Linked DNA regions of Homo sapiens: region 1 is linked to region 2. A link is a loop called in an ENCODE intact Hi-C map of the cell type or tissue named here. Cell type or tissue: adrenal gland. All regions are shown on one strand. Each heading gives the region's core, and the rest is flanking DNA. Links, peaks and the distances in the headings are about the cores only.

Region 1 (5,385 bases), core at 80-5,079, 290 kb after region 2:
AACATTTTCTCCTTCTCTGGTGCAGTCTCCCCACAGCTGTTTTCATTGCCCCTCCTTCCTCCTACCCAAGATGTTCTGCCAAACATGCACCTCCTCCAAGTGACAACAGCCCTCTGACCAAATAGAAATTGCTACCCCACTAACAAATTAGAGATGTCCTCAGGCCCAAAGTTTCCCCAAGATTTTAGACTCCTCTGCCCAAGAACTTTGGGACAGTTTTCCATACCTTAGACAACTGTTGGTGTCAGTGGCAACTATTAACTCCTTCTTTAGAGGCAACTAATTAAGATCCAAGATCAGGAATATGTTTCCTTTGTTTTCTACCTGACCAAAGGCTCCTCTCTTCTGGGGCAACCCCCAGGATTGGAGTAGCCTTTGTATTTTTTACTGTGTAGGGGAAAAATTTACAAATGTCTATCAATCAATCCTAGTTTTCTAGTTATTTAGGCAGCTACTCAATGTTCATAATCATTTCTACCCAGGTATCTGTGGCAGCCTCTCATTTTGCGGCAGATGTGACAGTCATATGTGATCTAGGGTTTGGGATGATTTTACCTTGAGAAATGCCCTAGGAGTCTATGATAGTCTTCAACAAGGAGGAAATATTGTGTATTATTCACGGTTTTACTGTTATTTAATCACAGAGGAACTATATGTTTGGCTATAAGCTATGTCTTAGAACTGGGTTAATGATCCCAAGCAGAATGTCTGTCACACAGGTCATCAGTCAATGTTTGCAGAATAAGCCAGCTAGGGTTTTATTTAAAAAAAAAAAAATCAACATGCCAAAGGGTTAGCTGGCACAGATGAGAATCTATATTCTGGGTAATATTCTCTAGTAGTAAAAAAAGATAAGGAAAGGTAAAGACCAAATTATTTGACATAAATGCTTTTAATGGGATAGGAAGAAAAGAAAAAAGTAAAACTAGTTGAGGTGAGCGAGTGTAGAACCTTGGATTTCTAATTCAAGATGAGTTTTTTTTTCCCCCAAAAACTGCTCTGAAGTGACAGAAAAAATAAAGTATAAATAGTGCTTGAAGACAGAAATTAGTACCATCAGATACTGAATTTTTAGGCAATAATGAAGATGGAATAATGTTAATGGCAGGGAAAAAAAAAACCCAACAGTGTCTTAAAGCAGTTACAGGAGAAAGCTCCTGTACAGGTAAGGTTGGCTTTTCCCAGCCTAGAGAAACAAACACAGAGTCAGCAGTTACACAGATCAGCAACAGGAGTGGCATGACCTGAAGGCAGAAGGCTTCTAGTAACAAACTACTCATACCCTGCCTTCACCCAACACTCTCCTTACTCTCCCATCCTTTAGAGTGTTTGGCTGAGCCTTTGGAGAAAAACAGCTTTTTCTACAAGAATCTTTGTGTGCCTGCCCAGTGAGGAGCGAAGGTGTGCTTCCTAGTGTGGGCACAGCAGTAGAGGTAACGCCAGATACAGGAGCAGAGCCAGGGTGAGTCAAGAGGAGTGTGTAATAAAGAAAGAATTAGTGATTTGAGATGATGTGAGAACTCCAAGGATTAAAGGGAAACTCCTAAACACTTTCAGAAAGAAGGTGTTTTAAAAGTGAAAGAAAAGCTAAAAGAAGAAAAGAAAAAGAAAAAAAAAGCAAAACATGCAAAAAATTTAAAAGGCTCAAAATCAGCCATATAAAGACACGGGTCATATTGACCACAATGCGCTAAAAGCAGAAATGAGTAAGATAAAAATTGTAAAATAAAAATATTTTACAATTACTATGGCCTATTTGATAAGCCCAGGAGGAATAGCTCAACTGCTTAGCAATCATCATGGGAAAGGCTCAACCAGTCAGAACAGACTGTCCACCCCAGCAGAATGGGTACCCAGAAATCTGTGCTGATGCAAACCTGCTAGGGGCAAACCTGTTGAACATCAAACCTAGATTGGTTCCAAGAGGCCTTGGTTCCATGTTGGTGGAGCAGCTGAATACTACTTGGTTTGAGGCACAGTTTCTTGGAAGACTGTTGCAGTCTCAGAGCTTCAAATTTTACGAATTTCCCAACTAACATCCTTTATCTGGTTCAATCCATGATCTGACATTGCAGTTAGTTGTCATGCATCCTTAATCTCCTCTAATGTGTTAACAGTTCCTCAGTCTTTCGTGTTACTTTGAAAAATACCGTTCGGTTATTTTTCACAGTCTTCCTCAATTTGGATTACTCATATGATTTAGGCTGAGGTTATGTATATTTGGCAAAATACCATGGAAGTGTTGCTGGGTCCTTCTCAGTGTATCATATCAGGAGGCACATAATGTTAGTGTGCCTTGCAACTGGTGATGTTAAGTGATTACTTGGTTAAGGTAGCATCCACTTTTTTCCACTATGAAGCTACTGTTTTTCCTTTATAAGTAATAAGTGTCTTACAGGAAGATCTTTTGAAACTGTGCCAGTGTCCTACTTTTTAATCAAACTCTCACCCACTAATTTTAGCAACCACTGATAGTTCTTGCTAACAATAACTATTACTGTTGTGTTTGTCTAGAAGTGATTTTCCATTTCCATTATCTCTTCTGCATTTATTCATTGGAATTACACTGTCAGAAGAGCTGTTTCTTCTCCCTTCTCTACTTATTCAATTATTTATTTGTATCAGTTGGATTCATGGTTATTTTATTTTATTACTGTTATGTATTTTGTTGCTCAGATTGTTCCAGCTTTGGTCATTGGGAGTTCCTTCAAGTTGGTTCCTGTGTTCTTCTGACATGTAGACATCATTTTTTTTGAAGCATTTACATTATTTTTCAAGCTTATCTTACGTTGTACCTGACCCAGCTCTGGAATCAACCACTTCTCCAGTGAGTTCTGGCTTATTTTATTGGAGAATGGTATTTAGAAACCAAGATCTGGGTGCTAGGTGTGCTTGTTGCTATTGGGTTGTCATTACTTCTAGGTCTTCTCAGTGGATGGAGTTAGAAAAGGTATGTATGTATACTCACATATATACATGCACATTTTTATACATTTTCTTTTGAGTTAAGAGATACATTTTCTGTCTTCTTCTGAGCCATTTTTAAAAGAGACACAGACCACGGACCATCAGCTTACTTTTATTTCGATATATTTACTTATTGCTTTAGTAGGTATCACAGTATAAGAATTTTGTCTAATGGCTCAAGCTCTTGAGAAAAAGAAAATGAAAAAGGCTTTGCGCCCTCTTGTGGTCAAACTGAGTAACTGGTATTTCATGGCATTGGAACAAGAGTTGAACGTATGAATGAGATAGAGTGGCATTGACCTATAGCGTAAAATATATAATCTGATAGAGTTAGCTTGTGACTATCCTGTAGCATGAATGAACCTAAAGGGAGTAATTTATAGCCAATGTTTTTCTGAGTTACCCGAGATCATAATATAACCAACATTTTACCAAAGGTGTTCAGATAGATCTTCCCATTGGATCCTCACAGCAATCTTGCAAGGCAGATTTTTATTATCCCTAGTTTACAAATAAGGAACCAGTTTCAAAGAAGCTAAATAATTTTCATAAGTCAATTTTGTAACTTGTTTGGAACTACAGCTGGAACTTGAACTTGTGTGGTAAGAAGGAGTTGGTCTGACTTGTCATTGTTAACCCTCTGCTTTTTCTGCTGAAGAACTTTAAAATACGTTAAACATTTCATTACAATGGAAGAAAATTATCAAACCTTAAACCCAGAAAATCAGAATCATAATTTAAAAAGGAAAGGAAGGAAGGAAAGAAAGAAAAACAAGTCTCCTACAATTTGGCTCTTGAAAACATTTTTAGAAGTTCATAAAAATGAGAAAAAGACAATCCTATCATTGAAGTTTTTTGTTTTATCAAGTTAACACCTAGTTAAAACAGGTAATGGAAGCCATATAAATACAAAATCCAGACTCTCAATAAACTTCCTACACCAGATGTGGACTGAGATACACTCCATTCTGGGAAGTTGGCCACCATAAACCTCTGACAGCCATAGATGAGTCATCTAACCATCTCATTCCATGTGATCACAGGTCTTTGTAGTGTTACTCGTGCTTGGGCTGAATAGAAATATCACCATAAATCTCCTAACTAAAAGGATGCAGTTTCTCATTTTCATTTAGACAGATTTGAAAATAGGGATGAGATTGATCAATACACTCATCTTTCTGCAATCATCTGAGAGGCCAAAATGGCCTTGAGGATGATATATGGCATGCACAATGTGAATCTCTAAAAGCTTTTGGTCTCTCAAGGTTATTACGAAGACAACCATGGGAAGTAATAAAGCTGTGTCGTTTATTTAAAGTGAGGGCCCTAATCTTTTTTCTACTGGTACTTCCCGCTTTTCTATTTTAAAAGCGCTGACTGGACAATATGAAAGAAAAGAAAGGTGCCAATTTTAAACCCTCAGGAAGTCCATTTGGTGAATGGATTCTAGAAAGGTAAAATCAAATGTTTCACAAATAAAAGTTGGTGTTGGGTTAACTTTCAAATTGATGCCAGACTTAAGCTTTGGAGGTGTGTCATTTTTATCCAAATAACAATGCAGAAACGACACAAAGATTCCCATCCCTGCCCATGGCAGTAGACAGAATTCCAAGTGGAGTTGCATTACTTGGACCTGAGAGGGTTGGTGGTTTGAATGAAGTTCAGTGGAACCATTTCTATCTGATGAAGTGTGAAATATAATTGCTAAATATGGTTTTGAAAATCAAAATGGGCGAAATATGCTGTGAAAGAGAATTTCCAAGACAAGCTGGGAATATAAACAAGCAAAAATAAAACCAGTGAAAACATAAGCAGCAGAGAGTCTTCAAGGTCAAGGCTGTTAAGGGAACCCACAGGTTCTGTAACATTCTTGTCATTGTCTTTTCCTCCGCATCCTCAGCTGGCCAACGAGGAGACCAAGAGCAGGCTCGTGTCGTCATCTGGCTAGTGTCTAGACATGAGCATGAATGCTCTCCTCCCACACACAGGTGCTGCCATGTGATGTCTGCACGCCACATGGCACATCCCAAGGAAGGTCATGCTGGGAAGGGACTGGGTGTGTCCTGAGTTCTGGTCCATTGCGTCCAGAGGCACAATCTCCAGAGTGACACAGGGAATGAAGGAATCTTCATTTCCAGCCAGTTTTATGCAGCAGGAAACACAATGACCGTGACAATCCCTTCCTGTCCCATGGAAGCCTGGGGGAACATAGGAGAAGCATCTGCACTGCACACCCATCTGGAGCCTGCAGACCAGGTCCTGGAGACGTTATGTTCTGTGATTAAACCATCTGGAAAGCAACATGGTAGGATGAGAAGGGCCACTCCAGGGTAACCCACCTTATGACTTGTAATCATGTTGAGCCCTGTGGACCTTGCTCACCTGGCTGCCGCCTTGCTCACCATCCTGCAAGCACCA
Region 2 (5,385 bases), core at 208-5,207:
TCTGAGTCTCTAAATTTCAATTCTTGAATATCCACATCCCTCTTAAAGACTGTTTCTGGGCCAGGTGTGGCGGCTCACACCTGTAACCCCAGCACTTTGGGAGGCCAAGGGAGGCAGATCGCTTGAGCTCAGGAGTTTGAGACCAGCCTGGGCAACATGGTGAAACCCCATCTCTTCAAAGCATACAAAAATTAGTCAGGTGTGGTGATGTGTGCCTGTAGTCCCAGCTACTTGGGAGTCTGAGGCAGAAGGATCATCTGAGCCTGAGGTGGTTGAGGCTGCAGTGAGCCGTGATTGAGCCACTGCACTCCTGCCTGGGCGACAGAGTGAGACCCCATCTCAAAACAAACAAACAAAAACACAACAAAAAAAGACTGTTTCTGTGCTGCACTCAGATGTGAACACCGTAATAGATGCATATGCAGAAGTGAATTGCAGTTGTATGATCCCCTTAGAGCATTCAGGATCTGAATGATGGGAGCTCGCTGCTTAAGACCTTTTGATTTCCCTGAAAAAGATGCCATTCCGGGGCTGTTTTGTCTGCACCATGCAGGCTGCAATTCCCTTGCTGGCTGGCTCCTCTTGGTGAGGTTCTCCTGCAGGCAGTCTGGTCTAGAATTGAATTACACTAGATGTTATCTTATACTTTAACTAAGTGGCTGAAGCGTCCTTTCTTTGCTTCCTCCTTCACTCCTTTTCTCCTTTCATCTTGTCCTTCCTTCAGTCAACACATTTGAGCACCTACTACTTCGTAGGCACAGGGAAGGAGATGTGTGGGGAGAAACCTGAGAAAATAAAAGGTGATTAATATTGTCCTTACCCACAACTAAGTGAGGAAGCTGGCTATCCAATCAGCTTTCCAATGAAAGCGAGGACAGAAGGAAGTAGGAGCTTAACGGTGAAGCCTGGGATGCAGTAACAGGGGTGGGAATGCAGAAGGAGCATGTGTTCCAACTGGGGATCAGAGAAGACTTGATGGGCAGCTTGGGACTCACAGGAAGAGAGCCAGGGCTCTGAATGTGGAGTAGACAGGACAGAGGCCCACAGAGGCCTTAGGTCCTCCATGGCAGGACCCCAGTAAACTTGTAATACGACTGAACAAAATCCTCAGAAATGCTGATGGGATGTGGGGACAAACTGGGGTGGCCCTACTGCCATCTAGAAGAGGAAGCAGAAATAAGGCCGCAGGCTTCTGCTCAACTGGAGCCCACTCCTGGGCCTCTGAGTGAGGCCCAGCTGTTAGGGTCAATTGGCTGCAATCATCCAAAACTCACTGAGATGACCTCAAGTGGCAGAAAGAACTTGTTCTATGGTTGGAGGGATGTCTCACAGAGCCCACGAACAGGGAATTTGAATCAGGGATGGGGACATTGCAGGAACCCTGCAAGTTCTTTCTCCCCATTGCTTCCTCTGCTTCCCCTGCCTGTGTCAGGTTCTTCCTCTGAATCCCAGTCTGCATGGTAGAAAATAGCCTCTGAGTTTGTACGTGGATAGAGCAGCTAGACAGGGACTTGGGGAAGGGATAAGATATACCTAGTTTGAGTGCCAAGTTCTGGAAGGTCGGAGGGGAGGCCCCAGTGGGAAACACATGCTTCTTATGGAGCCAGAATTCATCTAATTGAGTTGGAGTTTGCGAAACCCCTTCTCTGCAAAAAAATACAAAAGTTAGCTAGGTGTGATGCTATATGCCTGTAGTCCCAGCTACTTGGGAGGCTGAGGCAAGAGAATCCCCTGAGCCCAGGGAGGTTGAGGCTGCAGTGAGTCGTGATTGAGCCACTGAACTCCATCCTGGGCAACAGAGCGAGTAGCCCTGAAGTCTGTCATCTTGGCCCTGATGTCTTCTTTGAGCGAGTTTATCTTGTGCTATGATGTTCCCGTGAACTCCAGGCCACATCAATAGGCCCCTCCACCTTGGGTGGGGGGCTGGCCTGGGTAAGCTTTAAGGATATCTTCAGAGAAGTCATTTACTTGTGTTGGAACAAAAATAGTTCTTGCATAGCAGCAGGGACAGAACTGACTTGGAGGTCGGAACAGGGTCCCAGTTCCCCCTTGGGGGTCCCAATTCCAGTTCCTCTTCTTATTAGCTTTGTAACCACTACCACCCTGCAGCTATTGAGTGCTCACATTGTAGCCAGTACACATTGAAATGACCTGAGTGTAAAATACACGATGAATTTTGAAGATTTAGTACAAGAAAATGTAAAATATCTCATTACTATTTTACTAGTAACATAATATTAATGTTAAATGATAATATTTCAATATATTGGGTTAAATAAAATATATGAGTAAAATCAAGTTTACCTGTTTCCTTTTATTGTCAATAAATATGGCTATTAGAAAGATTAAAATTACAAAAATGGCTCACGTTCTTTTGGTTTTCCCCTCTAGACTCTAAACCTAACAGATTGCCTTTATTGAAAAGAACAAAATCACACAGTCTTGGCACAACTTTAGAAATTTGGGGAAAGATGCGTATGAAATCTCAATATCTTAGCCTCTGTTTAATGTTAATTACCACATTGTCCTTCAGGGATGCAAATCCTGGCCCAACCTATAGCTGCCCCTCCCTCTGCTCTGCCTGCTGGCAAGACGGCCCAGGCCATGGGGGACAAGATGAGGACAATGATTCCTGACACAAGGCTCTATGCACCCTTTGGGCCTGGTGATGTTCTCATGGGGACCTGCAGGCCATTCCGCTACTCTGAAAAGCTTGACGGAAAGAAAATGTACAGCTTCCCAAGCACTGCTGCCTTGGCTGATGGGATCATTGCTTCTTGGCTTGGGGCCAACAGCAATCCAGCCAGGCAAGGTTGGTGGTCTCAGCTCGTTAGAAGCTCTAATTGGCAATTGTTAATCTCCTTGATTAATAGAAATGTTGAAAACAAATTAATTACTCATTAAAATGTAATTGGATAGACAAAAACTTTCCAAATGTGCTATTCATAGCGAGTGTGACTGAAAGATGTCCTTGGCAATGGAGAGTTTGGGAACCACTGACAGAAGCAATTGTATTCGTCAGGGTCCTGGTTCTTGCATGTTCCGTCTCCACATTTGGTTGGTAGGTGATGGAGTTCCCCTTCACTTTCCTCCAGGGATGTGTCCTCGACATGTCCATCCCCTTGAAATTCATAGAATTTTGAGATTTGGAAGACTTCCATCATGTCGCCACTGGGGATGATGAGCAACCTGTCATGGCTGTCACAGCCCTGTGACCAAACCCCTCGCCCTTTGTTCAGCCCCACTTCCTCCTCAGCTTGGAAGGCACCATGCTTCAAACTATCCCATCTCTGAGAACTCACAGTCAGAGCGGCAACCACTAATTCCTCAGGTTATGTGCAGCTCTGCAAGCCATTGCTCCACTCTCAGAACCAGTTCTTTACCCTTCCTGAGACTACAGGTGCCTGGGCCCCTCCTGGTGCATTAACATATCACCCTCCACTCAAGCCGCTGGCTCCAGCTCCCACGCTCAGGGAGGCAACATTGACTTTATGAGAGCATCTACCTTATTGGAAGGATGTGATAGAATATATATGTATATATGTACATAGACATGTGTAACATAAAATGAGAGAATGTGGACAAAGCTTTCTATAGTGTCTGGTCTGTAGATGCTCTCAGCAACTGTTAACTCTTGTTGCTTATTACTGACTTGTTCTTTTCATGTGCTGTTTTCCCCTCAACCATTGAGACTGCTCAGAGAAAGTAAGAAAATCAGACTGATTGGCTCCGCTACAAAGTCATGATACTTACTCCCCTGCCGGACTCCCCATGGTCTGGCAATCACTGTGTGTGTGTGTGTGTGTGTGTGTGTGTAAAAGTTTTATCCACAAATATGTGTATCGCTATAATTCACGTACCATACAATTCACCCATTTAAAGTGTACAAACCAATGGTTTTTAGAATATTTACAGAATTGTGCAACCATTACCACAATCAATTTTAGAACATATTCATGATTCTAAAAAGAAATTCCATACTCTTTAGGAGTCCTTCCAGACCTGGGCAATCACTAATATACTTTTTTTTTCCTCTTTGGATGTGCCTATTACAGACATTTCATACAAACGAAACCATGCAAGATATAGTCTTTGTGACTGGCTTTTCTTCAGTTAGCATAATGTTTTCAAGGTTCACCCATCTTGTAGAATGTATCAGTACTCAATTCCCTTTCATGACTAAATAACATGCTGTTTGTGAACATACTACATACTGCTTCTTCATTTATAAGTTGATGGGCATTTGGGTTGTTTGCTCTTTTTGACCGTTGTGAATAATGCTGCTATGAGAATTTGTGTACAAATTTCTGAGTGGACTTATATATATATATCTTTGGTATGTATCTTTTGGATATATACTTGACAGTAAAATTGTTGGACCTATGTTAAGTCTATATGTAACCATCTGAGGAACTGCTAGACTGTTTTCCAAAGTGATCAGTCAGTTTTCCATTCCCACCAGCGCAAATGAGGGTTCTGATTTCTCCATATCTCACCAACACTTGTTATTATCTTTCTAATTATAGCCACTCATGTATGTGAAGTAGTGTCTTATTGTAATTTTGATTTGCATATCCCTGATGGCTAATAATGTTGATCGGCTTGGCAATCATTTTATTCATCATTTTCTTATTATCTCTTGGATTCCTATTGTGATTATTACAAACCTTTTCCAGACTCCAGAAGGTCCCAATCCCTCCTATCCTCTTATCTCCAGAAATTACATCTCCCCTGCTATTCTGAAACATCTTCATGAATTCATTGATTATTCAACAAATATTTATGGAGTCTTTATGGCACATTTTCATGCCTGGGTTATAAACTGGATAGGTCATGTTCTTTACCGTCACCCCTCATTCGTTCATAGTTGGTGGTGCCACTTACAGTCTTGTCTTATTGGACTTTTCTGCTTAAAATGTTTCAGTGGCTTCCTAGCGCTTTCAGGATAAAATGTAATGGCAAAATTCATGGCAACCATAAGAACTATGAGTGTGGGGCTAGCCCAACCCCGTCCATGCCATCCTGTCTGTCTCACATTCTCTACTACCCTCTTAGGTCCACAAACACATAATTCTTTCATGCAACCCTGCCTTTCTTCCCCACTGCCCCGCTCCCACCTGCAAGCTTCTCCAGGGCAATGGTGAGTCTTATGCATCCTTGTATTTCCTACAACCCTGGGACAATACTGGGCACATTGAAAGTACTCAATAACTGGATGTCCATTGAGTTAGTAAACGAAGAGATGGCCAAGTAAATAAATGAAGGAAGGAAGGAAGGAAGCTATGCAATTCTGCAAAGTAGTGCAATTTATTTCCCTGACTCCTTCTCCTGTTCCTCTTCCTGAAATAGAATAATCAGATCTTCCCTAATAGGCCAGCGAGAAAG

The links. Peaks named below come from ENCODE experiments on the same cell type or tissue, not always from the same donor. Only the 100,000 strongest peaks of a DNase experiment are listed, where the experiment ranks them.
Region 1: a loop joins it to region 2, with 5 times the contacts of the local background. A loop is called at or near these places in 40 of 110 quality-filtered maps.

What each region holds. Positions count from the first base shown.
Region 1 is chr15:57,858,043-57,863,427 of GRCh38, forward strand. No RefSeq gene overlaps it. Among named protein-coding and RNA genes, the nearest start is that of POLR2M, 150 kb to the left of the region's middle. In adrenal gland, for the core only: CTCF peaks have their summits at 3,205 (motif pointing left) and 3,404; no DNase peak of the experiment used is centred there.
Region 2 is chr15:57,572,741-57,578,125 of GRCh38, forward strand. No RefSeq gene overlaps it. Among named protein-coding and RNA genes, the nearest start is that of GCOM1, 16 kb to the right of the region's middle. In adrenal gland, for the core only: no CTCF peak of the experiment used is centred there; no DNase peak of the experiment used is centred there.